4 separate regions of the Homo sapiens genome follow, and regions 1, 3 and 4 are each linked to region 2. A link is a loop called in an ENCODE intact Hi-C map of the cell type or tissue named here. Cell type or tissue: GM12878. All regions are shown on one strand. Links, peaks and the distances in the headings refer to the core of each region. The heading gives the core; the rest is flanking DNA.

Region 1 (7,582 bases), core at 1,324-6,323, 68 kb before region 2:
GCCCTAGGCCTAACAAAAGCGAAATCTCTGGGAGTGGACTCTAAAACTGGAGAGCCACTTCCCCACGAACTGGGAAAGGCAAAGAAAGACTGTCCATGTGTTTGGACTATGCAGCATGCAGAGGGTCACCTCTGAACTGAACCGCTCCACTTTAGTGCCCTCGAATCTAAACCAAACTCTGCCATTTGTTGAGTGTCTCCTGTGTGCTAGACACACCCCAATTGCTTTATAGTCTTTATCACAAATCAGCCTCATGATCATCACCCTCCCAGGAAGTTTTTAGCTACTTCAGGAAACTGAGAGTAAGACGTTTCCTTAGAACTCACGTAAGAGTCCTTTCAGATAAACTTGGTGACTGTCAATTATCTCCTGTTCCCTTTCTCCTCTGGCTTTCTCTCTTCTCTCCCTCCCACACCTAAATTTAATTGACTTCCCTTGACCCCGACAGATAAAAGGGGTCTCTGAGGAGAGACTCCCGAGGTGCCCCACGCTGCTGGCCCTGCAGGTCCTGTCTCCTAGGTGCCTTCGCTAAGTGTTTCTCTCAGAGCTCTCACAAGTCAGAGGTCCCATAGTGCATGGCACAGCATGGATTCAGCACAGGGTGGGCTTGCCCTCTACCTGGGCCCTGCGGGAGGGGAGCCCCCAGGCTGCCAAGGCTCTATCTTGCTGCCCGCTTTCAGAACTTACTGCCTCTTACCACCACAACTAACTAGGCTGCCTATGTCAGAGATGGCTGGTGCCCCCTCCCCAGTTGACTGCCTAGCAAAGATGATATATTCTGAGCTCCCTTGAAGCTAGGCTTAGTCCTGTGGGTAAATTCTGGCCACAGGAATGGAAATGATGCATGCGATTTCAGGGCCATGCCTTTCTTCTATTCTGCTCCTGTGGAGTGGATGTGGTGGTGAGCCCTGTGGACCATGGGGGCAAAGTCCTCATCCTAAGAATGACAGAACAACAAGATGGAAGGAGCCTAGAGCCCTGGCGACTTTGCAGAGGAGGGCTGCAGGCAGTGTAGACTTTGGCAGGAGAGAAACAAACATGGATCTGGTTGAAGCCAACTGTGGATTTGGGGTCTCCTTGTTGGAATAAATCACACTGATACCTGAACAAGTGCACTGAGCCTATTAAAACTCTCTCCCAGGAACCTGGAATTACTACTCTGGAGCTCACTGTGGGGGACCAAAAGTTGTTACCACAGTCAGAGACCTGGCCAGCCCAGATAGAAACCTGAGGAAGCAGGGGAAGCTCTTGGTGGAAAGATGAGTGTGAAGTGTGTGGTGAGAAAGATGCAGAGAAGGGACAGCAGGCAGAGGGTGGCTGTCACCATTTTCAATGCCATTCCGGCCCCAGCATGGTTCCTGTAGGGCCTAGATGTGTATCTTGCTGTTGCATGTCATAAATTGCCCTCTGTTCTTTATATTTGAGTTACTGTGACTGAGTTTTTCTTTCTGGCAACCAGGTAAGTTGCAATTAAAATAAAGTGCCCTTTATGACTATATTATATATTATATTACTATGTATTATTGTTATGTCACTATAAACTATATTATTATAGTTCTTTGGGTTTCAGATGTGTATTTTTCTCTACATTTTAATATTTCTGAAAATGGGATGATGCACTTTTTTTTTTTTTGAAGACAGAGTCTCACTCTGTCACCCATGTGTGGTAGCATGATCACAGCTCACTGCAGCCTCCACCTCTTAGGGTCAAGCAATCCTCCTGTCTCAGCCTCCCAAGTAGCTGGGACTACAGGCACAAGTCAGCAATGCTCAGCTAAATTTTTAATTTTTTGTAGAGACAGGTTCTCATTACGTTGCCCACAGTGATCTTGAACTCCTGGCCTCAAGGGATCCTCCTACCTCGGCCTACCAAAGTGCTGGGATTACAGTTTGTGAGCCACCACACCCAGCTGGATGCACTTTTTATCTCACTTGTTACCTTTTATGTTTAGTGTGGTAAATTTTTCCCCCGTCTCTCTCACAACTGTTAGTGAATTCAGGTTCTGTCTTAAGATCAGCTTCCCCCATGGATATGGAAGCTCCCTGAGGGAAGGGTCACAACAGTGCCAGGCACGTAGCAGATGCCCAGTAAATACATAGTAGGATGAATGACCATCAGCCACAGGCATCATGGAATTAGGAAATTATCCACACATGGTGGGGACCACCCCCTCACCATCGCCTATCCCACCTGCTCTGGGCATGGTGATGACGGTGGTGCTGGCCAAGGCAGCCCTGCCTGGCAGTGCATTGCTCCGGGCTCCGTGACTCCAGTGAGAACAAGGCACCAAACCCTTTGGAACTGTGGACACTTGACTCATTTCAGAGTTTATGGTCAAGGGCAGTTGCCTCATATTAGGTGCTGAACACAGGCCAGCCAATGTGCTGAGCTTTTTACAGGCTCCTTCTTCAACATATGTGGATATGAAATAAATCAGATCCAGTAAAAGCTGACACGTCTGAGTGAGGGATGCGGGCTGAGATGGAGACAAGTACCCATGCTAAAGACTGTTCTGGCAGGGGCTGAGCCTAGGGCTGGGGCTGCTCCCCTGGTCCTGTGTGTCCTTCCCCAGCTTGGCTGCAGTTGGAGGCGATGCCCCAGGGGACACTCTCAAGGTCTGGGTGCAGTGGTGAGCATGGGCCTGGGGGGCTGTGTCCTCAGGGAGCTCCCAGCTGTGAAGAAAAGCACCTGTCCTCAGCCTGTGCTCTCAGGCCTGAGAGCTCCAGGTCACCTAACCCTGCAAGTGAACTTCTAGTGACGCCAGATTTGGGCTGGCCTTAGGTGACCTGGGGAGGGGAAGGGGGACTGAACTGTTTTCCCGCCATATGCAGGATAATCAGAAGCCAGTGCAGGGCCCGCCCATACCCTCCGAAGAGACCCACCCTCCTGCCCAGGGCGTATCGGATGTGGGGGAGAAGAGGCCTTCTCAGGCTCACCCCCACGCTGGAGCTAAGGTGGCACTGACAGGGCCAGGGAAGGGCAGTCAGACGGAAGGGAGGAGGCCCTGGGTGGGCAGCACAGAAGAAGCCTCAGGCATCAGCTGCTCTGGCTTTTGCCTGGAAGTGGAGGATGAGTGGAGACACTGGGATTTAGTCATCAGGAGGCCATGGGTGACCGTCAGGAAGGCATTTTTGGGGAGTGGCAAGGGGAGCCCAGATGCGGGGCTGGGAACTTTCCCTGGCAGGAGAAACATTTCCTCAAGAATTGGAAAGAGCTTTGGCCTGAGGAATTCTGGGACAAGCTGGTGTCACCCGAGTGGTGTCACCTGGAGACCCTCCCAAGCCCTGTCATGGGGAGGTTTGCAGCCTGCAGCAGGATTGGGGTGTTGGGGTTTCCCAAGCTGCCCTTAGAGCTGGCCAGGCAGGTTTGCAGAATAATTACAAGGGCCCGATGTGGAGAGTGTTTGCATATGATTTGCACATGAATAGCCTGAGCTTTCTGTTCCCAGGCAATTTTCAAGTTAAATATTAATTGTTGCTGCCCTTAGGGTTTTCATTTCTTGATTCTGCCTTCTCTGTTTCTTCTCACCCACTTGCTGTCAGTGACTCAGATCTCTGCATGGCGGGGGAAGGGAGGGAGATGCCAGGGTGGGAGGCAGGGGCTGGGTGTACAAGGAAGGGAAAGAACGCAGAGGCGGAGCTGGCAGGTGTTGGGGAGATCAGATACCTACTCCATACAAAAGCAATAAGCATGCAAAGCAACAGACCAGCCAGCGCTGCTACAGAAACTTCCCGGAACTCTCCCAGCCCCAGGCAAGGTCCTATCTTTCTTAGTGATGTGGAGAGCTGTGGTCTCTTGGCCCTACCCTAGGCCAGAAGGACAGTGCCATCTACTTCCTGTCAGCCTGCTTTCCAGGCTCACATGGTTCCATCTCCCCTGTCACCAGAGGTCCTGGCCACAGGCAGCATGTAGGTAGGGCAAGGACAAACTGTCCTGGCTAGAGCTGTGCAGTGCAGCAGTTAGCTCACAGGCTCTATGGCCAGCTGTGCCTGGATTTGGATCTTGGCTGTGTGATCTAACTGTGAAGCTTTGGCAACTGACTTACCATCCAAGGGCCTCAGTTTCCTCTTCTGTAAAACAGAGCTACCAGTAGTGCTTGCCTCATGTTGGTGTTGTAGGGTTGAAGCCAGCTAGTGTGTGTGAAGTACTTAGCCTTGGGCCTTCCTGGCATGTAGACTGTGCTCAATGCAACGGAGCTGTAGATAGTCCTAACCCACGAGTGGGCTGCCTGGTCTCAGCTTTGCACAGTGCCAGGCGCCCCTCACCAGCATTTGATCATCCAGCTTCAGCTTGAACATTTCCTGAGGCAAAGGTTCTCTAGCTCTGTTCTCCTGAGGGTTGTTTGTGACACACACATTATAATTATGGTAAAGGGCCTTTGAGAAGGGAACTCAGAGCCTTTCCAGACAGCAACTTCTGTTCTTCACCAACTCTCATTAGGAGGAAGGACTTCCTTGGGCCGCCTCTGAGCTCCACCCTTGCCAATGGACTCAAATCTGTCCTCTGGGGTAGGAAAGCCTGAAACCCCCTCTTCTCTCTGAGAGCTCATCAAAGATTTCAGGATGGCGCTCCTTTCCTGGGTCTCTTCTTCCCAAGCTGTTTAGACCAAACAACTCGCCCTATCCCCAAAACGTGATGGGTTCCTCAGAGTGGTCTTTGCTGAGCCACTGATAGGGAAGAGGATTCCCCCTTGAGGTTCTCTACCTTGGCCCTGGCTGGGTCCAGAGTCCTCCTGAGGGCGTGAATAACAGCTTAATGTTGATGACAGCTACCTCTTGTTGCGTGTGCTGGGCACTGTGCTAAGTGCTGAAATGCAGACTCTCTTTCCATCTTCACACTCTGAGAGGAAGGGTTATGACCATTACCCCCATTTGCTAGCTGTGGGAACTGAGGCTTAGAGGGGCTAAGGAATTTTCCCCAGATAGCTCAACTGTTATGCTGGGAGACAAAGTGTGATCCAGACCACCGGCAGCTGCCTGCTGTGGGGCCACCTCTCTATGAGGATTTCCCCCCCAACCAGGTTGTCTTTTATTTTTCTTCTGTAGGAAGTGAATGGGCTTGACATATGAATCCTAGAATCTGCCTGTCTCGGTATCTGCACTGTGAGCACTATTTGGGTGTGTGCTTAATAATGCAGCCAGTAATGGTCTTTATTTCTTTTGGCTTTCCTTGTCAATATGATGCCTTGAATTTTTCCTGGGTCTCCTGCATCCGTAGGGATGCCCACGCCAATCTCTCTTTTCTACTGCAGTTACCTCACCCCACCACCCGCACCCCAGCCCCACTCCCAGGTGTCTCAGTGCCTCTGAGACAAAAGCACCATTTTCTCCTCACCCACAAGCTCCAAAACACATTTCTCCTCATTCCATATTATCCTCATGCAACCTGCCCACACCTGCTCTCCCTTAGGCCTGCCCTGGGCTGAGTACTTTCAGCAGCCCAGAGGCTGGGTCCCTGACTTCCCAGAGAAATGCAATTTCTGGATGGGCTCTCTGAGTTAGATGGTCTATGAGTTTCCCCATGACAAAGAACCAAGGCCCCACGAGAGATGATAGACAGCCAGTTCTAACGGCCATGACCTTATCCAAATGTATTCAGCAGAAAAGTCCAGAAATCTCTCTGCAAAACTCAGCCTTGCACCAATATGCCTAGGGAGGGGAAATATGATTAGGAAATTGGTTAACAAAGTTGTGATTTTTTTTCATATTCCCAAGGAAACAGCTCTAGAGGAGGGTTCTTGCACAGAACTTCAGGAGCCTGTGAAGCATTAAAAGACCTGGCCAATTCTCACTGTATTGGGAATAGCAAATTAATGGCAGAGTATTGGAAATACCATGTGAATGACTGGATCTTTATTTTGTGAATCCAAGAGAGAGCACCTGGAAAGAGGAGAGGAGATCACTTCTATGTTTTCTTGTTTGCCTGGACAGGGCGTAGCTACTGGATAGCATGGTTGTCACTGGAGAGGTTAGAATCTCAAAAAAACACCCGTTCAAGTGCTGGCATTCCATCAAGAAGAATCCAGGAGCTGCCTGGGAATGGTGGCGACCTGTTCCAGTTCCATCTATCTCTTCTCCCGACCTTAACTTCCTCCCTGTGGTCATCAGTCTTTGAAAAACAAAGATGACGACCTACATCTCTAGTTTTCAAACTTTTTAAAAAGTATGGACCCTTCTCTTCAAATGAAATATTTTATGAAAGTCTAAAGTATAAAACAAATCAAAGGGAAGCTGCTTTGGTGAAGACAATGTGTTCTCTGCCAGTGATTCTCTTAGAGCCCTAGGAAATCCGATGGGCAAGTTCAGGATCCACTTCTGACCTGATCTCTAGATGCCCATCCGCTCCAGGGGAACCAGAGGAGACTCTGGTCCTTGGAACTTGGACTCGGTAAGACCATTCGAGGCCCTGGAATGGTGGCTGCTGGGCTTTGTTGGTAGAATTCTTGAGCACCGCACTTGGTGGTCTCTTTTCCTTGCTTTTTTTTCTTACCTTTTCTCCTCTTTCCTGTTCTTTCTTTTCCTTCTCCTCCTGTCATTTGGAGACAGAGCACTGCCCCACCGGTGGTTTTCATTGTGGATCCTAAAAGCTGCTGCTGAGTCCCAATCTAGAAAGCTCCCCCAGGCCTATTGAGAGGACACAGAGAATTCTCCAGTGACACCCCCAGCCAGTGGCCCTTGCTAACTGAAGAAAGGTCATGATCGGGTCCACTGTTGGGAGCAAGTGGGGAGGGGTTGCCAAAATAGGCCATTATTTCGTGGATTTATAACCTCCTGCACCTGAGGTACAGTGTCAATGTTGCTGGGAGAGACGTCTTTTAATGTCCTGGGTCATTAAAACCCAATAATCTCTTTGAAATGGCTTAACTGCTTCCTGCAAGAGATAAAGTAAATAAAACTGCCATCTCTGTGTCCGCTGTCACTGTATTGATGCAGCATTTCTTTTCTTTTTTTAATAACTGCATTCATTTTATTTGAGGCCAATGCATTTATGCCATACTGGTGGTTTATAAATTTGGTAATTAAATCCTGTTATCTTGACACTAAGCACAGAATAAGAAGCAGTTGTGATGCTTCCGAGAGGAAAAACACTGTGAGGGGAGAAAAGAAGATTTGTTTTGCATTTTTAAAAAAATAATTTTCATGGAATCTTGTTTTAGTATTAGAATGTTGACAGATGCCTGACTAACAGAGAGATGCTTCTGTGGGGAAGGATCTAAGGAAATCTGTGAAATCACTCTTCATGTTGTTGTACATCGTAGCAGAATAGAAAGTTTGTGGGATGACATTTGTCATCCCACAAGAGATAGATGGAACTGGACATTTGTCATCCCACAAACATTGAATTTTATCTATGCTCTATGGCTTACTAGCTGTGTGACCTCAGGCAAGTCCCTTACCTCCTCTATCTGTCAGGGTGCTTTGGGCTGCAAATAAGAAAAATCTCCTAGGCCGGGCAGTATGGTTCATGCCTGTAATCCCACCACTTTGGGTGGCTGAGGCAGGCAGATTGTTGAGCCCAGGAGTTTGAGATCAGCCTGGACAACATGGTGAAACCCCGTCTCTACAAAAAATACAAACACTA
Region 2 (7,582 bases), core at 1,558-6,557:
GACTAGTGAAAACTATCAATCTACTGATCTGGGAAACAACCCATCTTAGATGAAATTCAGACATTTAAAGAAATTCAGACATTATAGCAGACATTTAAAACCTTAGTAGAAGGGATTGGAGATAAACATTGAAGAACTCTTTCAGGAAACAGAATTAAAAAGACAAAAAGTTGCAGAGAAAAGATAAGAAAATGTGATATCAATCAAGAAGTCCAATACACAAATAATAGGGGTTCTGAAAGGAGAAAACAGAAAACAGGGAGGGGCAAAATCATTAACCTCTAAGATTACACTCTCATAGACTAACTTGTTGTTGGATCTTTTTATAGGAGCTTAGCAAAGTTCATAAAGCTGAAGCCTAACTCAGCACTTATGCCAATACTTTAATTTGTTACAGTATGTAATTTTTAAGACATTAAAAAGAGTACACCTGCTGTATCTACATGTTAAAAGCCTAATGATAAAATGAATACTAATGAATACACCTTCAAATAAAGAAAAGTAGCACGTTACTAATATTAGTGAATTTCATCTAAGATAGATTATTTCCTGGATCAGTAGATGGATACTTTTCATTTGTTCAAGAACATTTACACCTCTTCCATTTTCTTCATTATCTCTATGTAAGGCTCTATCACACCTTCTCACTTTGGCTTCCAGTTTTCTTAACCTCTCCCTCATATTTCCCACCTTGTCTCTTTATATTTGCTGAATGTATTTTAACAAGGATCTCAGTATATCTGGGCAATAGAGCTTGCCACAAAGTCTAATCTGTCATACTCCTGGAAATGAAAGTTCCAGGTCTCATCCAGCTTGTCATGTTTAATTGGCATCAGTAGCCTACTCTCATCTCCTTTTCTTTTTCTTTTTTTTAATGTATGTGATTGTAAACGTCTTCAATTCCTTTTCTATCATTTCAGAGGGGTTCCGGGAGAAATATGTGATAAACACTATATGGTTTGGCTGTGCTTCCACCCAAATCTCATCTTGAATTGTAACTCCCATAATCCCCATGTGTTGTGGGAGGGACCTGGTGGGAAGTAATTGAATCATGGGGGTGGTTTTTCCTGTGCTGTTCTCGTGATAGTGAATAAGTTTCATGAGATCTGATAGTTTCATAAAGGGCAGTTCTCCTGCTCATGCTGTCTTGCCTGCTGCCATGTAAGACATGTCTTTGCCCCTCCTTTGCCTTCTGCCATGATTGTGAGGCCTCCCCAGCCATGTGAAACTATGAGTCCAGTAAACCTCTTTTTGTTTATAAATTAGCCAGTCTCATGTATATCTTTATTAGCAGCATGAGAACAGACTAATACAAACACTGTTGTTCAATCTGAAATGTATAAGTGGAAGTTGGTTAGGTGTCTTTTAAAATTGTGCAGCATTGCACTGGGGGGTCTAATATCTCCAAACAAGTAAACTTGTATAGAAGTCTACTGAAATAATCATTTGATATATTTTTGCCTAAGTGAAATTATTGGGACAAATCCCTAAGTGGCATTGCAAGTGTTTCCCTTTGGCATCCTAGGTAGGGAACCATCTCGTGGATACAAGGATTCTTTCTGAGACTTATCCAGATGGAAATCTTCACTTCAAAAATAAATCTTTGTATCTCATAACAAAACCTTTAGAAAAAATACATTAGTCATCTTTATCAAAAAACTGAAGAACTTAACTTGATTTAGAGACAAGGAAAGACCAAAATGCTCATGTTAAACCCATTCCTTTCCTTGTCCATGAAGAAAGATTAAGTCTTCAAATGGCCACTTCTTAGTCTGAGTGACTAGAAAATCACTCTACCAGTGAGGGCATAATGATGGCTGGGTAATCACTGGTTAATGAAAAACTTATTGATTTCACAACTTCTTTGAACTGAACGTCTCTCTGTAAGCCTAAATCTTGGATATGTGAAGGATGAAAGTATTTCATGACAGGATATTAGTATGGACCAGCTTTATATTTAGACCCAAGCCCCGAACTGCCCCGACACCCCCTGTTTCCTTTGTGAGCTGAGAATCTTCCCACAGAGGCCAGTCTGGGTCATCTCTTTCCTGTGATCAGGTAGGGTCCTTCCTGACAAGGCCCTGCCCCCTCCTGGCCTTGACTACCCCTGGGCAGTGGCCCCTGGGGTGGACCTGCTCTCCTGCTCTGACAAGCAGTCATCTGTCTTAGAGCACAGGCTCTAATTACCCCTGCCATTAGCCTGCTTGGCAGGACTGCAGATGTTATTAATGGCGGTGAAATTATCCAATGCCTTTCAAAACTCCCCAGCCACTCGATGTTTGTCCCTGTGACCTCTCACAGCACTTCATTTCTTTATTCACTTTGCTGCTGTATTGAATCTTAACCTTGAGTGTGAGATAAAAAACAAGGAGGAGAATGTCACTCTCTCCAACGTTCCTTTATTCCCTTCCTCAGCCCCTCACCCCCTACTTATTTGGGGATGTAACCCAGCACCATCCTCACTGCCATGCTGTTTGTCAGCAGGGAGCTCTTGACGGTGTGGATGTGCCATTCTTTCCCGCCTCTACCCATCTCATAGATCTTTTCTCACAAATTATAAAATAACTTGTTGCTCTTTATTAGAAAATCAATATATTTTCATGTCTGGGAAAATTAGAAAAATGTAGATAAGCAGAAAGAAGAAAAATAAATCCATACTCTCACCTTCCAGAGATAAAAAATGTTAAAATTTTATAGTATATCTTTACAGACATTTCTCTATAGGAAGATATGAGATGATACTGTTATAATAATAATCACCATAACTAACATCTATTGGTGCTGTTCAGATTGCTTTGGCGTGTATTAATTGATTCACTAAATTGTCTCAAAAACCCTATGAAGTGGGTTTAATTCCTTCCTTCCTTCCTTGCCTCCCTCCCTCCCTCCCTCCTTTCCTTCCTCCCTCCCTCCTTTCCTTCCTTCCTCTCTCCCTCCTTTCCTTCCTTCCTTCCTTCTTTCTTTCTCTTTCTTTCTTTCTCTTTCTTTCTTTCTTTCTTTCTTTCTTTCTTTCTTTCTTTCTTTCTTTCTTTCCTTCGTCTGTCTTTCTCTCTCTCTCTCTCTCTTTCTCTCTTTCTCTCTTTCTTTCTTTCTCTTTCTTTCTGACGGAGTTTTGCTCTTGTTGCCCAGGCTGGAGTGCAATGGCACAATTTTGGTTCACTGCAACCTCCACCTCCTGGGCTCAAGCGATTCTCCTGCCTCAGCCTCCTGAGGGATTACAGGCACCCGCCACCACGCCCAGCTAAATTTTTGTTATTTTTAGTAGAGATGGGGTTTTGCCATGTTGGCCAGGCTGCTCTCAAACTCCTGACCTCAGATGATCCACCTGTCTCAGCCTCCAAAAGTGCTGGGATTACAGGCGTGAGCCGCTGCACTTGGCCGAAGTAGGTTTAATTTCTATTGCCATTTTGCAGGTGAGGAAACTGAAGCAGGGAGAGATTACAAATATTGCCGAAAGCCTCGTAGCTATTGAAGTGGAAGAAGTGGGAGCTGAACCCAAGTTGTCTGCCTCTAGGCTCTGTATTCTTCAATAATATATTATCATCTAACCTGCTTTTTCAATTTCACAAAGTCTAAATATCTTTCTTTGTTACTCTTAATCCACCACATGATTTCAAATAATTATGAAGACTTAGTAGAATATCAAAATATGAATATGTTGAAATTTCTTCAACCAAACTTTAGGACAGTTTTCTTTTTCTTGTCTTTACTCTTATTTTATTTTTTGCTATGATAAACAACACCTAAATTTTTTTTTAATGAGATAATTCCTTCAGGAATTTGGCTATAGGGAAAGCAAAAATAAATAGACAATGTGAACAATGTTCAGTTTATTTCACACTTGCAAATGAAAGCTTCATGTACTCCTTTGTTCAATTCATTATTTCTAAGAGATATTTGTCTACTTTTAAAAATGTTAATAATTATTGAATATTTTCTATGTGTCAGCCACACCTTATTTGTGCTGGTTAATTGCTGATATTTACTCACAAGTAATTCAGGCTCAAAATGAGATTCTGGTAAAGTCAGAGAGGAGGAAAGGAGAAGACTTTCTGGATGTCTCTGCCCCTGTAACATCCTGCCTTTTTCCTAGGTATTCCCAACTGAGCATCGTTTTTTTCATTTCCTTTTCCTTCCCTCCCTCCCTCCTTCCCTCCTTCCTCCCTCTCTCTTTCTTTCTTTCCTGAGCCTGAATATTCTGTCTTTTCCCTTAGCTGGAAACAGCTCAACTGTTGACTATCCAGAAACCCTAATGTAGCTTTAATCTAATTCCTGTTCTGGAAGGACATTTTTGGCATACCATTTTGTCTCATCTGAGTGATAGACTAGGTCTGTATTTGGCCAGTTAATCCACCACAGCAGAGTCTCTTTGGAATTTTTAGCTGATTGTCAGCCGGTCTATGTAAAATGTATTTGAATTGACCTCTGGCTGATAGGATCGACTAAATATCTTCATAACTTCATAATAGGTCCATTCTTCCATGATTCAGAGTACAAAGCCAGGGCCCAGGCAAGTCACTGACTGAATAATATGTAGACAGAGACCTTGTTTATTAACTCATTTTTCTACTCCGTGTAATGATGCCTAGCACACAGGGAGCATTAGACATGTATTTGTAAAGTTGAAGAGGAACTCCCAGGAGATCTGGGTTCTAGTTTCAGTTCCACTACAGATTAGTAAAACTAGTTAGTAGATGTTGGGGTTAGGCTTATTATTAACCACTTTGCCCCTCAATTGCTGCATACAAATTACCCGCTTAGGAACTCTTGGCAATCCAATGAAATAACTCCTGAAGCTCTGTGATTTCCACAGAAGAATTGTGTTCTAGGTTCTTAAGGTATTAACTTTCAAGAAAGAATAAAAAAATATTGACACTCTTTCTTATTTTGAAAGCTACGGAATTTAATTCCAGGATATTGTGCACGGCAAACAGGTGACCTCTTAGATGTTTCAGCTTCCCCCGCCCCATTTTGACATAGACTGCAGATGAAATTTTCATGTAGGATCCCTTCCCATGAGCGACCTTATATGGGAATTACGGGCTATGACAAGGATGAGAGAGGCTGTGGGATTCTGTACCATTCCTAGTCCACTAATATAACCCTACCCTTCTCTCTCACTTAAGAAAACACATTAGTTAAGACATATTTCAAAACTACCACAATAAAACTGTGGGGTAGTGGTGCAGGAATAGACAAACTAACCAAAAAATGGAATATGCACCTGGACACCCAATCATGTATCCATGGGAAACTGGTATATAATAGAGCCATTTCCCAAATCCGTGGGAGGAAGCTGGATCACTTAGTGAATAGTGTTGGGATAAATGACTCACTATGGAAAAAACCAAAGCTGGATGCCTACCTCTCCATATAGACAAAAATAAATTTCAAATGGACTAAGGACCCAAGTATGAAGGGAAAAGACACAATTCTTACAGAAGAGTCTATAGGCATCTATCTTTGTGGCTTTGTAGTTTTCTGCACATTTCTTAATCAATACCCAAACAACATAAACCATAAGGGGAAAATTGATGGGTCTGACTATCTAAAAAATTAAAGATTTCGGTTCAAAACAGTTAACCTGCCTCCAATGGCATGGAGAAAGATGTTCACAGTGTCTAAAATCGATAAGGAATTGATGACCCAAGGAACTCCTGCAGATTGGCAAAAAAAGGATTGGAAACTCACATAAGAGCTACACAGGCAAAGGATATGGGCAGTTTGTAGAAGGAGAAACCCAAATTGCTATTAAGCATGTGAAGAGATACCCACTTCACTGGTAATCAGAGAAATGCAAAGTTAAATTATAACACGATCCACTTTAAAATAATTAGATTGACAGAAATTGGAAACCTTATTAATATCAAGTGCTGAAAGGGATGTGGGGAAAAGAGAGCCCTCTGACACTGCTGGTGGGAGTGTAATATCCTATGCTTCGGCAATCCCACTCCTAGTGCAGCCCCCAGAGACAGACGTGCACAGATCTGTGAGGGGACATCTCCGTGGGTGGTCCTTGCAGCACGATCTATGCGTGTGTGTGTATATGTGTGTGTGTGTGTGTGTGGTAGAGTCAACCAAGGTGTTCATCCCTAGGGCAATGGAGGAAGCAACTGTGCTGGATGCAAGGCAGTCAGCAATAATGATTAGATTTCAATATAACAGCAAGGAGATATTCCAAAAAACAGAGCTGGATGAAAAAAGTAACAGAGAGAATGAGATTTATAGCCCATTGCCTTTTGTAAATTAGATATTAAACATGCACACACAAAGTAATATTATATATTATTCAAGGATGTCCGTATATCTACATAAAGATAGGAGTAAGGGTATCTGGAGGAGGGGGAATGAGAGTGGGATGAGCGAGTTGGAGGGAAAACAACAACGGCACTTTTGAAGGGCATTTGATGAATCCATGAGTGTACCATGCACTAAAGAGTAGAATTAATTCAACTCTGTGGATCTGTGGTCCAAAAGACAGGAAAAAGAAAGTAAAATTAAATTGGAATGTGGGTGAATGAGAGGTATCCTCATGGTAATAACCCTGAAATATTGCTTATAGTCTGTGTAATAAATCATTGATAAATTTCAATTATCCATTATTTGTAATAGTTTACTTGCAACACTTCCCAGCTGTCAGGACCCCTGGGGCTGAGAGCCCTAATGGGAGCTGTTTGTGTTCATAGTTCTTTGCCTGACATAATGCTACAGAGGTGAACTTAGCCACAGAAACTAAAAGAGGCAGCCTCAATATTCAAGGAGCAATTGGGAGAAAGACTTGGAAAGGGTTTGCAATTACTGTTCCATAAAGACCTAGTCTGAATACCTCTTTATCCATATTTTATTTCCTCCATCTAATATTTAAAGTCTTCCCCTTATATTTGTTGAATGAAAAGCAGAAATCTAAATAGCTCTAACATTATTTCCCTAATTCCCACAGCCTGCACTGCTCAGATGTCAGTCTCTAAATTCCTAACACAAATGAACAGAAGACAAAATCATTTGCAGGATTCTGAAATGAAGTTTTTCAGCGGAACACAGAGAAACAGTTAAATTTTGCAAAGCTGTGAAACTGGAGAGGGGGCTGTCCTCCAAATCTACCAACCAGAGACCTGGAAGGAATTACTTGCATGAGATTCATTTCTCTCTGTCTTTCTCTTTCTCCCCTCTCCCCACCTATCTGCACCAAACTCACCTGCCAATTTCATCAGCGATACTTGAATGGATTTTCTAACCTGTTCCACTCCAAATTGATCAGTTAATTAAGTTGATCTCTACAAGACTGTTAAAGAACCAGGTCTTTTTCCTTTCATGTTATGCAGTTCCAAGTAAACTCCCTTTACTCTGGTATCCTTATCAGAGGCAGACATCACAGGAAGTGGAGCATTCCTTATGAATATCTTAATCTACACACAAATAGATTTTTTTCAATGTGAATTTGGATTTCTAAAAGCACGCTTACTGCAAGTACATTTTGCAGCCTCTTGTTTCCAGATCAGAATTGAGTGATTTTCTATTATTTATTTATTTATTATTTGTCACTTTAAAATATGCAATTCTTGGGATCATGCAGAATTGCTGT
Region 3 (7,582 bases), core at 1,415-6,414, 320 kb after region 2:
TGAGCAAAACATTCTGCTAGCTTTTCCTTGTCCTGTCATCTGGTAGAAAGAGATTTTTCCTGAAGCAAGTCAGTACCTTTTCTTTCCAGAAGTGGTGAGGTTGCTGCCTTCCTCACCCGGACACCTGGAGGGTTTTCCAGGGCTGGTGTTTTTAGACAACAGCATTCACAGCATGTCTTACAGATTTTGAAAAGGCTACAGGGTAGTATACCATCTATCTAGACATTTAAAAGGCATTTAAAAACGCCAAATGTCTGTTCTCTGGCTGGTCAGGTGAGCTTCTTTCTATGCTTCATTTCCAGAGGGTTCCTGTGGAAGCCACCAGCACATTGAGAGAAGGGAAAATGTGGTTATTCTGCATCCATTTTACTGCAAGGAGATCGGGGCTGACGTGGCTGGCCAATTCACAACCTGTCTCTAATGTATTCCCATTTGAGAAACTGATCATGGACAGCTAAGTGAAATGTGATTGCAATATATGATATGCTCCCAGGAAAAACCGAGAGTAGATGAGAGAGGTTCAAGCAGCAAACAGCTCCAGGGGAAGCCCGAGAGTGGGAAAGAACTTTTCTGCTGAACGAGGCTCTTACATCTCATTTGCAGTGGGTTAAGCTGTTTCCAGGATGCCATTTTCTGTCTCTGATAATGTGTGTGTTTTGTTATATTAGCCCAACATTTGGCAAATGGTTTCCAAGTCCAAACATTTGGTATTATTTTATGCTAGGTGAACGTGGCGCTCTAGGCAGGCTCAGGCTTGATTCAGAAATCTGGCTATGAGTGTGCAATAATTTGTCTGGATTGTTTTATTTCACAGCCAGGCTGTCCTTGAAATGCTTAATGCATAAAGAGGGAGAGCTGCTATTTGTTTTAGTAGCCCACAGTCGAGGAAAGAAAGTGGGATTGAAAAAAGGCACATGTCTTTCTTGCCAAAGACCTGGATGGCCTAGCTTGGTTTCTCCCAGGTTGCCCCCAGTTTTGGCCTGATAACCTCAGTCATATAAAAGTTGATAGGCATTGACTAATACCGAGAGATACAAAGTAGCTATAGAGTATAACTAAGGAAAGGTTGTTATTATAACTAAGTCCAGTTACTATGTATAACTAGACTATACATAATAGACTAGTTAGAGAACTGAAGCATGTAAATAGGGTGCCATGAGGAATAGTACCAATATTTTAATCAAGCATGTAATTAATCAGCAACTATTGATTGCATCAATCCATTATTTTTTCAAAAATGTGAATTGAGTGTCTTCAGCACCATGCCAGGTGCTGGGAATACATCAGTGAATTAGACACTAGCCTGTCCTCAAGGAGGTCACAGTCCAATTGGAGAATCTTAGAAGTAAATCAACAATCACAGTACACAAAGACAAGGGCCAAGATGGAAAGTCCAGGCAGCTGGAGGAGTATGAAGAAGGGTTCCTAACTCAGTTGTGGGGGAGAAGAATGACAGAGTCAGAGAATACTTCCCAGGCCAGACAATATCTACTGAGTACTGAAGGGCAGACGATAACCAGATGGTAGCTAAGCACCAGGTATCAATTAGGTTCACGACCTACTCTGGTGCAAAGAACTAACTGGAAGCAGAAGATGAACACAGGATGTGTGGTTTAGTGCTGTTGGGATTCAGAATTGAGCAAGAGTCAGAATTTCCAGAGGATTTGATGTGGGTCCAAGAAGATTGAAAAGGTTCATCCAGGTAGGCAGAAGAGAAGAAGGCCCTCTATGAAGGAAACAAATTTACAGGAATGAGAAATGGGATGCTTAGAGGTCAATAAATGTTCATTGAAGAGTACATGGTTCTGTAGGAAAAACAAAGTCATCTATGACACGCTTCTACCCCCAAGAGCAAGAGTCAATAAACTTTTCCATAACGTGTCAGATAGTAAACATTTTAGCTTTATGGATCATACAGAATTAGTCCACAGGCTATGGTTTGCCAACCTCTGCTCTACAGGCTCACACTCTTATTGGGAACACAAAATAGAGATACAAAAAATGTCTAAAGCCAAATGATCTTGCCCGGAGTCTTGGAAGATTAGTCTAGTAACAAGGCCTGGGTCAGGTTGTGGAGAGCTTTGTACGTCAAACTCAGTGTTTGGAAGTCAGCTGGTAAGCAGTGAGGCACCATTGATGGCTTTCAGCAAAGGACTGTTTTTTGGAAGATCAATTTTGCAACAAGATGCAGAATGGATGAAAGCATAGAGAGCCTGGAGGCAGGGAAACTTGTAAGAACTCTGAAGTGGTACTCAAAGCATCAAGTGAGAACTCAGATTCTGCAGGTAGTCGGGGAATGGAATGGGAAGTACAGGGTGAGAGATATGTCATAGTTTGATGACCGGATATGAGGTCTGAAGGAAGGAAGGAAACAAAGATTCTTTGGGTGGCTAAATGGTGGTGCTGAATGAACAGATACAAACATTTGGGAAAGGAACATTGTATGAAGGGACAATTCATTTATCTCAATGTATGTTACTTTAGAATTGATAGTGGTACACCCACATGAAACTGTTCATCTAAAATACTAGGAGAGCTCATCAGTGTGGCCAGTACTGCAAACTAGAATTGTGGGCCATGCATGAAAAATCAATAGCAACAAAAGTAAGAAGGTTAGTAACAATGGACACTCATGGACAGCCGTTATCCTGCCAGGTATCGATTTAGACATATTACAATGGATTATCTCCTTTAGTCACCCCTACAGTACTCTGAGGCATATATTATTATCCTTATCTTACAGATATGGAGATTGAGCCTTAGAGAGGTAAAGTGATTTGCCCAAAGTCACACAGTTAATAAGGTGTCACACCACAACTAGAAGTCATGTGTGTCTGCCTTGGAAGGCTGAGCTCACAACATCAAACCTCAGCCTCTTGGTTCAGGGGATTTCCTTCCTGCGTGCAGTTTTCTTTCCTCTCCACTAGCCTGTTGAACTCAGAGCCTGTGTTCACTCTTGGTTTCCCAATGCATATGGAAAAATACCCTCTTTCTTCACTAAATTAACCAAAACCCCCCATGGTGCTACTCACACACCTACTCATCCTTTGCAGGTCTGACTTCTCTCCTGGAGGCTCCCTCACTCTCTTCTGCCAGAAATGAGACCCGGGGAAAAACAGCGGTATCATCTATATCCCTGCTGTACGTGAGGTCACTGAATTCCCCTGATCAGTCCCTCTCTCACAGCTTAGCATCTAGACTTCACGGTCATGGCCTCTTCCCCTCACCTTGTCTGGCAGCAGGGCCGGTTCACACCTTGCATGTGTTCCTTCATGTTTTAGCTCCCAGAGGTAGATGGCAAAATAACCACAACCCTTCTTCTTCCTGCAACCATGCCCTTGAAACATGACCCTGAAGCCCCTTTCATCAAGAGGTAGAGTCTGTTTCCCTTCACTTTGGGTCCAGGCTCGCCTTGTGACCTGCTTTGACCATTAAAATATGATGGAGTCATATTTTGCCCATTCCAAGCCTAGGCTTTAAGATTTCTTACACACATTCACTCTCTTTCGAGACCCCTATGTCTGCCTGGGCTAGCCTGCTGTGGGAAAAGAAGCTATTCGGAGCAGAGAGGCATAGCTCATTGTCCCAGCCAAAGCCTGAGACATGAGAGAGCCCAGCCAAGATGAACACAACCACCCATCCACCCAACACACCAACACCACTGACTGTGGGTGCCTGACAGAGCAAGCTGTGCCCAGACTAAATTGATGACTTACAGAATCTTGAGCTAAACAAATGGTTGTTCATCTTTTTTAAACTACTAAGTTTAGAGATTTCATAGCGGTATCTAATACACTACCCTTTTCTCACTAAGATATCAACAATATCTACATTTGAGTAGCAATCAGCTAACTGCATTTTATTCTAGAACTTCCTGTACTGCACATATTGGAGGACTCAGTCACCGACTTGCCTGTGGTTGCTATGAGTCGCCTACAGAACTGAAAATGGGAAGCAGAACTAGGCTGGTTGTACTCCTAACCACAAGGACACTCTCCTCCTCAAATGAAAAGGCTCTAATTAAAAGGCAGGAAAGATCAGGTATCTCTGGAGTTCACTTTTAAAATTGTCAAAAAAAACCTCAAAGTCGCTTTGCTTCTGACTATCCATACATTGGAAGACTAATTAACTATGACAAGCTGACCAGTGGAGACCATTTTCATAAGGATGACACGATGATGGATGGGTGCATGCTGTTACAATGTCATTGCTAAAAAAGACGTGATGAGTCCAAGTTCCAATTACTAAGATTCATATACAATACAGAGGTCTTTTTCAAGCCACAGAACCCCATTGCAACAGGCTGACGTGTCGTCTTTTCTGTATTTAAGAGACACATTCATGGGCCGGTGACATACTGAGCTATGCATGCTAGGCCTTCTCTGCATCTGGCAGCTGGAACGAGACACAACTAAGTCTTGTTGCTTCAGGGCTTTGGGTACCAAATGAGGCATTAGCACAATAGAAACACCCAACCCAGAGCAATGTTTTCCCATCTTCAGACTTGGAGGCCAAGAGGCAATAGCAAGGACATTATGTAGATATTTATACAACCATTTAAAACATAACCACTCAAAAATGTCAAAACCATTCTTAGCTTACTGGCTGTAAAAAGTAGGCAGCTGGCTGGATTGGGCCCACGGGCTATAGTTTGCCAACCCTTGCCTTAAATAAACAAACTTGTTAGATTTCTCACTAGTGTTATATTTCTGCAGCTAAAGTTCTCTTAGTTACAGAAAATTTCTCTTAGGTACAGAAAATCTGGTCACAAGAAGTTTGAAAAATAAATTAACATAAAATTATATACAGTCACATATTACTAAGATATGTAACGTATTATATTAGTATATGTTATTATAATATACAATTTTATATTATAATAACATATGATATATATTAATATATTACTTGTATTAAATTAATATATGGATATAATAATATATTAATATATAAATATGCTAATATATTTTATATCAATATAAAATATACTATAGTAATCAATTATATACAGTAATATATTAATTATTATTTGTTTCAGCTAAAGTCACAAACTGTTTTCTTTCCTTCACACAAAAGCTAAAGCTCCCTTATATGGTTCCGGATGTTTCCACTAACTCACGGCTTACCTAAATCTCTCAGTTTTGTAAAACAAAAAATACTCCCTTGTTTTACAAAACGGGGAGATTTGTCTAAAAAAAGCAGCAAACAAACACTGATTTCATTATTGGAGGTGGATGGAAGGAAGAATTTTGCAGTCTCCTATTTTTGTCATCTGTTGATCTAAATGTCTTTTCTGTAAGAAAGTTGAATACTCTGTGACACTAACATTTCGAATTTAAAATTTTTACTTGGGAATACATTCACATGATTCAAGAATCAAATCCATATAAAGAAATATCTTCTAAGAAATCCTGCTTTTCCTCCATTGCCATCCACCCTGTAGATAATCCGGTATGTGTTTCCAGGGCAGTTCCTGTTTGCCCCCTTTTATTTTCCAAAGGTAGCCTATTGTGCATGCTGTGTTGTACTTCCCTCTTTTTTCGTTTAACTTAGGATCTGTCCTGGAAATCTTTCCATATCAGTACATAGAGATGTGGGGATGGATCTAAGAGAATTGAAATTAAGCAGATTTATGTTATAAGCAGTTTATTGAGATATTTTAACTCTATAGGGGTACAGAATTGAAATAATGTTGTTTTCTAAACTGTCTCTAATTCTGCTGAATCCAATCCCTTTTTTGCACTGGGTAGTGGCTCCCTCAACATTTCAACCTGACTCCAAAACTTGACAATTACTTCTGTTTATTAAAACAGTCATTTTCAGTTTTTAAGAGTGGTTTAAACACTTATTCCACACACTGTCCCACGGGCCGGATTTAAGTCTCTTGAGGCTTGGCATGGAGCAGTCGTTGGGTGGCAGGGGTGGGGTGTCTGTACTCACACTCTCCCCCTTTCCCTTCAGTGTTGGGGTAAGAACGGGGACAGGGAGGGAGGACTTTCTCCTTCTGTTGTTGCTATGGAGAAGCTGAGGCCCTCCTTTGGGGCCAGTCACTAGCTGCTCATCTGGCTCACTGCCTGTGGGCTTCACAGAGACAGGTGGTGGTGGCTCTATCTCTTATAGGCAGTGGTGGTATGTATGATTAAGGATAAAATGATGTTATAAGTAGCAGAAAATCCAAACAATCATGGCTTAAGTAAGAAAGAGGTAATGAGAAGTCTGGGGCTATTACGATGGCTTCACAATGTTGTCATTGACTTAAGCTCGTTCTGGCTTGTTGCTCTGTCATCCTAGGGTAGCGCTCTCATCCTCATTCTCACAAAATAGCTGCCAGAGCTCCAGCTATCTCATCCAAGTTACAAGAAATAAGGAAATAAGGAAGAGCGAAAAGAGCTAAAGGAGGAAAGAATATTGTCCATCACAGGAAAACAAACCTTCTGAGATATCCCCAGCAGGCCTCCCCTCATTGACCTATTTTACTTGAACAACCTGAGCTGCAACTAGGCAATGCGATTTTTAGCCAGGCATTTTAGCCAGCAACGTTTTCTCCAATAGAATTGGACTTCTCTTCATAAAGTAGAAGGTGAGAGTGGCTGTTCAGTACCTAACACACCACCTTTGCCATATGGTTCCTTGCAAGATTCAGCCACATTTTCCAGTGAACCACCAGCACGTGACCTCACAGTACGCTGCTGGCCGTGCCTCTTGCAAAATTGTAACCATCAAGTTCATCCACCCTCTACCACCCCCACCTCCAGAATCTACTGGTGTGTGTGGTGTGTGCAGGATCTACCTTCAGTCCTCCTCGGACACCAGAAACCGCAGAGCATGCCCTTGTCCCTTGTCTGCCTGGCCATCCTGCTATTCCAGCCCTCTCTCGCCTGCCTCTTCCTCCAAGTGCCCCCTACAGTGCCAGGCACCCTACCCTTCTGGAGGTCGGCAGTTTGCAAACAACTTAATGAAGGGGGATAATTGGGGCAGCCCAATCTTTATGAGGGGCCCATTCAGGAATCACTCTCCTCTCAGCAGCACTGCACTTCCCCATCAAGACACCTGCCTTCAACCCAAGTTCTCATAGATTACCAGAGGGCTGGATAGTAGTACTGTGACTATAACCAGTCACATTCGAGGGTGGTTTCCTGAACTTAGTTTGTCATCAATTTAGAGCCTTTTATTCTGAGTCTTAGGCTTTAGATGAAACTCTGGAGTGACCAGAAAATTCCCCTTGTCTCCCAAACATGCCCTATTATACTTTGTGTGGACTTTTTCACACCCATCTGCTCCCCACAAAAGATGCTCCCTCACCTCCCTGATGGTGCAGTTCTAGGGTTAATGGACTATTCTGACCTTCAAGCCCCATTATTTTTTTCACAAGTATTTATAACTACAGATGCATCAGCCATAAATGTACATCCCAACCACCTCAAATCAGAGGGAAGCTGTGTGGCAAAGCTCAAGTCCAGTTAATGGGTTTGAAACAGTTGTTGGGCTTCGAGCCTCATTGCTTCTATCCTTTTAAAAAGCTTTAGGGTAGTAAGTCATACCAGAGGAGATGCTGTAATCCATGTCACAGATAAAATGCCTA
Region 4 (7,582 bases), core at 1,533-6,532, 93 kb before region 2:
TTACTACTCAGAGTGTCCTGCGGCAGCAGCACCCTCACCAGAGAGCTGCTTGGAAATGCAGGCTCTTGGGTCCTGTTCCAGACCTGCTGAACCAGAATCTGTACATTCACCCTCCGGTGCTGATCTGAATGGTCCTTCATCTCAAATACTGAAATTTGAGAAGTCATGGCAAGTGAAGCACATAATGGCCATTAATTGTAATGATATATATTGAAATTATCTGCCATCAAAGTAAGCTCAGCATCACCATTCCAGGAGTGAAGTGTTAAAGGAAAGAGACCTTGGAAATGAGAGGCAAGGTCCAGGTTGGAAACCCCCTCCCTGCTTCTCCAGCTCCTCAGTTTCTAAATTCTCAGAGATAAAGGGAAAACACCTGCAGAAAGTAACTAAGCCTTTTTGGAGAAACTCTTGGGAAGACCAAAGTCAGGGAAACAAACAGCTATACAATTCATGGTTTTTGCATCAGGCAATGATAGAAACCAGCAATTCATGCCTTGTACCTGAACTAGGAAAGCCTTTTCTTTTCTTTTTTTAAAGCACAACCCAAGTCTCCTGCCAGATCATGGCTTTTAATTTAAGTGTACAGTTACTGCTCAAAAGTGATTCACAAGCCTTTAAAGAGCCACTCTCCTTTAGAAGTCTGTTTAGAATGCAGAGGGTTTGAAGATTAGTGTTGGGAGTGAGAGCATTTGACTGCCTAAGTGTTCAATCTCCCAGGTACTTAGATATTTCTCAGCAAGAACTGATGTTCATTAAACTGTAAGCAAATTAAGAGTTCAAGCCAAAGAAATAAAGGAAGACATAATTAGTGTACGGGAGTCATCCACCATCGTAAGCCTTCTCTTAGGTGAGAAGTCTTCAGAATTAGTTCCCTGCACAAAAGAAAATTATACAGCTGCTTTATGCAGGCTGCCGATGCTATGTTTTATTGCACGCAATTTACAATGAAATGAAGCAGAAGTCTGCAAGACTGCATTAAAGCTTTAATTTTCCTTTTGGGTTTTACCTCCATTTTATCTTTAGAAGAACCCAGAATGGTTTGATAAATAGAGTATTTTGCCAGTCAATAAATTAAAAAGCTATTTTTACCAAGTGGACGCTGAATTGCTACTGCACATGACAGAAGCTTCCTGGGATTTCAGAGGGTGGGAGGGCACACCATCCTTCAGCAGAATTGATTTGTGGAAAAAATATTACTCCCTGTTCCCCAAATCCAACTACTCTGAAGAAATGTGGTTCTCAGTGACTTCTGACACACTCTGGTGGCTGTCTTATTACAGGGTCTGGGTTTCAGGCAAAACTTTTGGGAATCAGATAAAGGAACTGGACTCCCATAAGACAATAAATCTCATCAGACATATTGTAGACTGACCCTCCAGCCCCAACAGGAGCTTTGTAAGGAATGAAATACCAATGCTCCCCCATCCCACCCTGTAAACGATTATTTTCAACTGAGCTAGAAAACCTGAGAGAGCTGGTTTGAGTCTGTGGAACTGTCACGTGCCACATTCTGTGCCACCTCCAACTATCCATCCCCAGGCTTTGCCAGTTAAAAGGCAGGATGGCTGGCGGCGGTGGCTCACACCTGTTATCTCAGCACCTTGGGAGGCTGAGGCAGGTGGATAACTTAAGTCCAGGAGTTCGAGACCAGCCTGGGCAACAAGATGAAACCCTGTCTGTACAAAAAATACAAAAAATTAGCCGGGCGTGGTGGCTTGCACCTGTAGTCCCAGCTACTCAAGGGGCCGAGATGGGAGGATCACTGAGCCCAGGAAGTGGAGGTTGCAGTGAGTCGTGATTGCCCCACTGCATTCCAGCCTGGGTGATAGAACGAGACCCTGTCTCAAAAAAATAAACAAAAAGAAAGGTGGGAGTGAACTTGGAAAGAGGTTGGGAAAGCCCTTCCTTGAATCTGGATCTGGAAGGTGGTTGTAGAGCTCCGCCTGGCATTTGCCCTAGGACCCCACTTCTCTCACTCTGCAGAGCAGGGGAAGGCCCTAGGGTCTGGTCTGAAGGGGGAGGTTTTGGAAGCCATCATTGGCTGAACAGACCCCTGAGAGAGTAGCTGCAGTATGGAGGCTCCTGGAGGGTCCAAGAGAGGAACCTGCAAGCTGGCTGGGAGTTGGGGCTCGGCAGGCTGACCACATTTAGGTTGCCCTCGACCTGCAGCCTTGAGGTCCAACTTTATGGGAAAGGTGCTAGGCAGCTGACCTGGCTGGAAACACCGTTTTGAAACTAAAATGGTGTTCCATTTGCACCATCAGTAGTAATAATGGCCACCTCTCAGCAAGCCAGTTTTTGATACTACAGCAAGCCTGAGAAATGGGTGAGTTTTATCTCTAATTTACCAATGAGCAAAAGAGGCTGAATGTGTGTCTGTCATTTGACTCGTCAAACAGATGGTGGTGGAGATTGGAGATTGGCCTCTACCCAGGAAACTAAAGCTGGCCCTCCTCTTTGTCCAGTTCCAGGAAGTTCTGGAAGTTGGGGAATATGTAAGATACAAGAAGAAACTTGTGACATGATTTCTGAGGAAGGGAGTAGAATGTTCAGAGAAATGGGAGGAAATAGGGATTCAGGAAAGCAGGGGAAATTTTTAAAAGAAGGATCCCAAGAAGGAGGGTTAGGAATGGAAGGAAGCTCACGGTCATCTCGAGTTCTGGGCAGTGAGGAGTGAGGCCCTCTGTGTGCACTCCCACCTTATTTGAGTCAAGAACCTCAAAAACATTCCTGGAGCCTCATGTGTGGGAACTGTAGCCGAGAAGGAATCTGAAAGGACATAGCACAAACCACTCCAGAGTCACCTGCAGATGTGGAAATTCTTCCATCACATAACATGGTGCAGTGAGGTGACCACTGGCCTGGTGACAAAACTCCAGCTGCAGCCTGAGACCCACCCAATTCCCCTGCCCGGAGGATAGGTGGGGATGCTCCCAGGGGCCTCTCTCCCAAAGAAGGAGGGAGCAGTCCCGCTGCCAGGCTCGGTCTACATGACTCCATGTTCCAAGGGGGATCTGGTGGTGCCCCCTGGTCTTTGGAATAGGGAGGAGATGGGGTACCCAAGTGGGAAGATGTGATGTAGGGCCCGGTCACACAACGTAGTTCTGTTGATTTTGCAACTATCATCCACCCAGTGGCCTTCTTTCTAAAAGCACCAGTAGGTGTATTTTGTTTGTTCCTTTGTTTTGTAAGACATACATTTTAGTTAAAACTTAATTTTCTCACTCTCTAAGACACCTGGCACCAAGACTTTGGAATTACTTGTTGAAAAATTGATTGGGGGGCAGGGAACAGAGTAAAATAGAGAAAGAGAGAAAACTAAAAGAAAAATCATTTCTCCCAGCACTACAAATGAATCACTAAAAAAACCCCCTAACTCCCAAAGCAGCAGTATGTCTACTGTTTTGCCTGGGAACAGAATCACCTGGCACGCACGAGCTGTTTCCTGAGCTTGGTCTGTCAATGCATGGCCTCATCATTAATTAACATTTCCGAAAGGCCCTTCTTGCACGGCAGATGAGGGAGCTCAATTTGCTGTCCTGAGGACGGGCAGGGAGCTGACTCATAACATTTTGTAAAAGAAACTGGTCTTGCTGCCCTGGTGCAGGGACAGAGGCTATGGGAGTAAATGAAGCAGAATCAGAAGAATCAAGAGAAGCTGCAAACAGAGGCAAGGCCCTGCCAGGCCCGGACCCCTCCCTGTGGACCACGAGGAGGTGCTGAGGGGGAGCTGCAACCCAAGGGTTCCTCAAGAGGACTGTCAGGCTCTGTGGCAATGGAAACAGGCCAAGAGGGGCCTTGCATACAGAGACACCAAACGTTCTCAGATTTCCAGGACTGACCTGACTGCCTTCTATTCTTTTCAAGAAAAATGTATTGGCATTTCTGCTCTAACATCACATATACATTGCTAAAAACTCTGAGTTCTACAAAATGGCATGCTAAAAAATAATAGGGCTTATGGGAAAAATAGAGTTGGGGCAGTCCATAAAAACCAATGGAACTTGGTAACCAAAGCACTCGCAAACAACAATCACAACCTTAATAAAATATGAGCCTGGTTACATTTCTCCTGACATTTCCACTGGGCATCATCAGCAGTGAATTCCTGGCAGCCTTAAAGCCTCTTGCTTCTTCCTGAACATAGGGTCTGGAGGGCATTCACTTCCACGAGAGAGAAGTTTCTTCAAAGTACAAAGTCTCAAAGTCTCATTCAGGGTGTAGGCTTCCTCATTAACGTTTTTAACTTTGGGGGATATATAATCAAGCTCCTGGATCTAATTCTAGTTTATAAGAAATATGGGAGATAGATGAACATCTTAAATCACACCATGAAGATACAATTAGCCAAATCCAGTGTAAACCTGATTTCACCACCTCAACTATAAAAATGCCTTTTTTAACAGTCAGCCAAGATTAAGCAATGACTTATCATAGGTGATATTTAGGAATTAGCGTTTATTTTGTGAGATGTGATAGTGACATTGCAGTTTTTATAGTTACATGTTTTAAAAATCTTTGTTAGAGATAAAAATAAAAACAGATGATGTGAATATACCAAAAAAATTTTAGCAGTTGTTAGACCTAAGGGACTGGAATGTGAGATTTCTTTATACTATTTTCTTTACTTTTATGTAAAATTGAAATGTTTATGTAAAATTGTAATATTTTTAAAAAGGCTCTTATCTTGTACTGCCAGAAAGTAAGGAAGGTCTAAAAATAAATAAAAATGTTTAAAAAGCTAAACAAACACCCTCTCCCCACCAGTTGTGGGGTATGTCAACTGGAAGAGCTCCCAATGGCCAAAGCTGGAACAATTTGAGCAAAATAATAATAATAATAAAATAAGATAGAATTATATTATAACTGAAAGTATAAAATAAATATCCTTAAGTTCATACTGACATAGACAAATGAGCGGAATGGGACAGAAGAGACAAATCTCCCAAACAGAAGAATTCCAAATAATTGATGTAGATACTCCATCTTGTAAGGTGGAGCCTGTCTCTCCACTCCTTAAGTGTGGGCTGCATACAGGGACTTCTGTCCAAAGGCTGGAGCATGGAAAAGATGGGGAAAATGAGTAACTCTGTAAGTGAAGAAGCCAGACAAACACTACCTCAGCCCAGTGATCAAAGTCAGCATCAACAGTGATAATTCATATTGATAATATGTGCCCCGGATATGTGATTAAAATGTCATTTTACCTCTGTGATCTTCGTCTGAAAATCCTTTAAGCCCAGTCTAATTATGAGAAAAGCATCAGACAAATCCCAACAGAGGGTTTCTACAAAATGCCTGACCAGTGCTCCCCAAAGCTGCCAAGGACATCAGAAACAAGGAAAGTCTGGGAAACTGGCACAGCCAAGAGGAGCCCAAGAAAATGTAATAACAGAATGTAATGTGGGGTCCTAGGACAGAAAAGAGATACTGATTTTTTTTTAAGCCTAAGGAAATCTGCATAAAGTATAAACTTTAGATAACAATAATGTATCAAGCCTGGGCAATATAGTGAGACCCCGTCTCTACAAAAAAAACATTTAAACATTAGCTGAGCATGGTGATGCATGTCTGTAATCCCAGCTACTTGGGAGGCTGAGGTAGGAGGATGGTTTGAGCCCAGGAGGTGGAGGTTCCAGTGAGCCGAGATCATGCCACTGCACTCCAGCCTGAGCAACAGAGCGAGACTCTGTCTCGAATAATAATAATAATGTATCAATATTGGGTCATTAATTGTGTCTAATGTACTATACAAATGTCAGTTGTTACTAATAGCAGAAACTAGGTACAGGGTATGTGGGAACTATCTTCACAAATTTTCTGTAAATCTAAATTTACAGAAAAATTTTCTCAAAATCTAAAACTGTTCTAAACCATACTTTAACAAAAAAATAGGAGCAGATGGATTAGCAAGATATAATCGTCCCCGGACCCAATTATCTTTTGATTTTTAAAAATGTCCTGGAACACTATGGCAGTTAAAGGAATCCAGTCTGGTAGACCAGTGGAGCAGGCTGTGGCCAGCTGAGGCAGGATGGGGCTCAGGGACCCCCTGCCCTACCACCTCATTCATTTTTATTAACTCCCAGCCCTTCCCACTTTTCTAACCTCTGCCCTTCTAGAAATGCCCTCAGTTTACTTTCACATGCTTTTGCACCTGACTTCCTTGTTTGGTACTGTGTTTAATAACAGCTTTATTGAGATATAATTTATGTACCCAAAAGTTTACCCTTTCAAATGTACAATTCAGTTGTTTTTAGTATATTTATAGACTTGCGCAACCATCACCACTGTCTAACTTTAGAACATTTTCGTTACCCAAAAAAGGAATCTCAAACTCGTTAGCAATCACTAACCCATGCCCGCAGCAACTACTAATATGTTTTCTGCCTCTATCACTTCGATGGTTTTGGACATTTCATATACATGGACTCATACAATGTGTGATCTTTTGTGACTGGCCTCTTTCACTTAATACAGTTTTCAAGGTCCATTCATGTCGTTGCTTGTATCAGTATTCCATTCTTTTTTAAATTTTTAAAAAATATTTCTTTAAATTTTTTTTTTTTTGAGACAGGGTCTCACTCTCACCGAGGCTGAAGCGCAGTGGCACAATCACAGGTAACTGCAGCCTCAACCTCCTTGGCTCAAGTGATCCTCCCACCTCAGGTGCCCTCCCCTCCACCGCAGTAGCTGGGACTACAGGCCCACCCTACCACACCCAGCTATTTTTGTTTGTTTGTTTTTGGTAGAGACATTCACTATGTTGCCCAGGCTAGTCTCAAGCTCCTGGACTCAAAACAATCCTCCTGCCTTGACCTCCCAAAGTGCTGAGATTATAGGCAGGAGCCACCAGGCTGGGCCCATTCCTTTTTTTTTTTTAATTGTTGAATACTTACATTGTATGTTTATGCCACATTTTATTTATTCATTCAATCGCTGATGGATATTTGGGTTGTTTTCACCTTTAGGCTACTATAAATAATGCTGCTATGAATATTCATGTATGAGTTTTGTGTAGACATATGTTTTCATTTCTCTTGGGTATATACCTAGGAGTGGAATTGCTGGGTCATATGATAACATTATATTTAACCTTTTGAGGAGCTGCTAAACTGTTCTTCAAAGGGGCTGCACAATTTTATAGTCCCATGAGGAATGTAGGAGGGTTCCAGTTTCTTCATATCCTCACCAACATATATTATTGTCTTCTTTTATTTTAGTACATCCTAGTGGATGTGAAGTCAGGTATCTCACTGTGATTTTGATTTGCATTTCCTCAGTGACTACTGATGTTGAGCACCTTTTCATATGCTTATTGGCTATTTGTCTATCTTCTTTATAGAAATATATATTCAAATCTTCTGCCTATTTTTAAATTATCTTTTTTATTGTTGAGCTGCAAGAGTTCTTTACATGTTACGTGGGAGAAATTCAAATATTTTCTCCCATACTCTGGGTGGCCTTTTCCCTTGTTTAATGGTGTCCTTTGAAGCACAAAAGTTTTTAAATTAGATAAGGTCCAATTTATCTTTGTTGTTGTTGTTGTTTTCTCTTGTTCCTTTTTGTTGTTGTATCTAAG

Evidence for each region. Hi-C counts contacts between places; a loop is a spot of excess contacts. Peaks named below come from ENCODE experiments on the same cell type or tissue, not always from the same donor. Only the 100,000 strongest peaks of a DNase experiment are listed, where the experiment ranks them.
Region 1: it touches region 2 in a loop (5-fold over the local background); 1 of 110 quality-filtered maps calls a loop at or near these places.
Region 3: it touches region 2 in a loop (3-fold over the local background); 1 of 110 quality-filtered maps calls a loop at or near these places.
Region 4: it touches region 2 in a loop (6-fold over the local background); 1 of 110 quality-filtered maps calls a loop at or near these places.

Annotation. Positions count from the first base shown.
Region 1 is chr4:152,274,718-152,282,299 of GRCh38, reverse strand. No RefSeq gene overlaps it. Among named protein-coding and RNA genes, the nearest start is that of FBXW7-AS1, 59 kb to the left of the region's middle. In GM12878, for the core only: no CTCF peak of the experiment used is centred there; DNase peaks (open chromatin) are centred at 2,759 and 3,489.
Region 2 is chr4:152,207,027-152,214,608 of GRCh38, reverse strand. LOC105377490 (a long non-coding RNA gene) reads left to right here. Exons shown (of 3, transcript NR_188450.1): 3 at 6,941-7,582. Among named protein-coding and RNA genes, the nearest start is that of LINC02273, 110 kb to the right of the region's middle. In GM12878, for the core only: no CTCF peak of the experiment used is centred there; a DNase peak (open chromatin) is centred at 4,628.
Region 3 is chr4:151,884,050-151,891,631 of GRCh38, reverse strand. All of the region lies in intron 2 of LOC127898557 (a long non-coding RNA gene), which reads right to left. It overlaps LOC102724700 (a long non-coding RNA gene), which reads left to right. Exons shown (of 5, transcript NR_188364.1): 3 at 303-465; 4 at 3,054-3,141; 5 at 3,869-4,686. Among named protein-coding and RNA genes, the nearest start is that of LINC03074, 68 kb to the left of the region's middle. In GM12878, for the core only: no CTCF peak of the experiment used is centred there; DNase peaks (open chromatin) are centred at 3,001, 3,521 and 4,021; H3K27ac peaks cover 2,169 bases.
Region 4 is chr4:152,300,322-152,307,903 of GRCh38, reverse strand. All of the region lies in intron 1 of LOC105377492 (a long non-coding RNA gene), which reads left to right. Among named protein-coding and RNA genes, the nearest start is that of FBXW7-AS1, 34 kb to the left of the region's middle. RefSeq lists an enhancer at 3,697-3,766. In GM12878, for the core only: no CTCF peak of the experiment used is centred there; a DNase peak (open chromatin) is centred at 3,483; H3K27ac peaks cover 411 bases.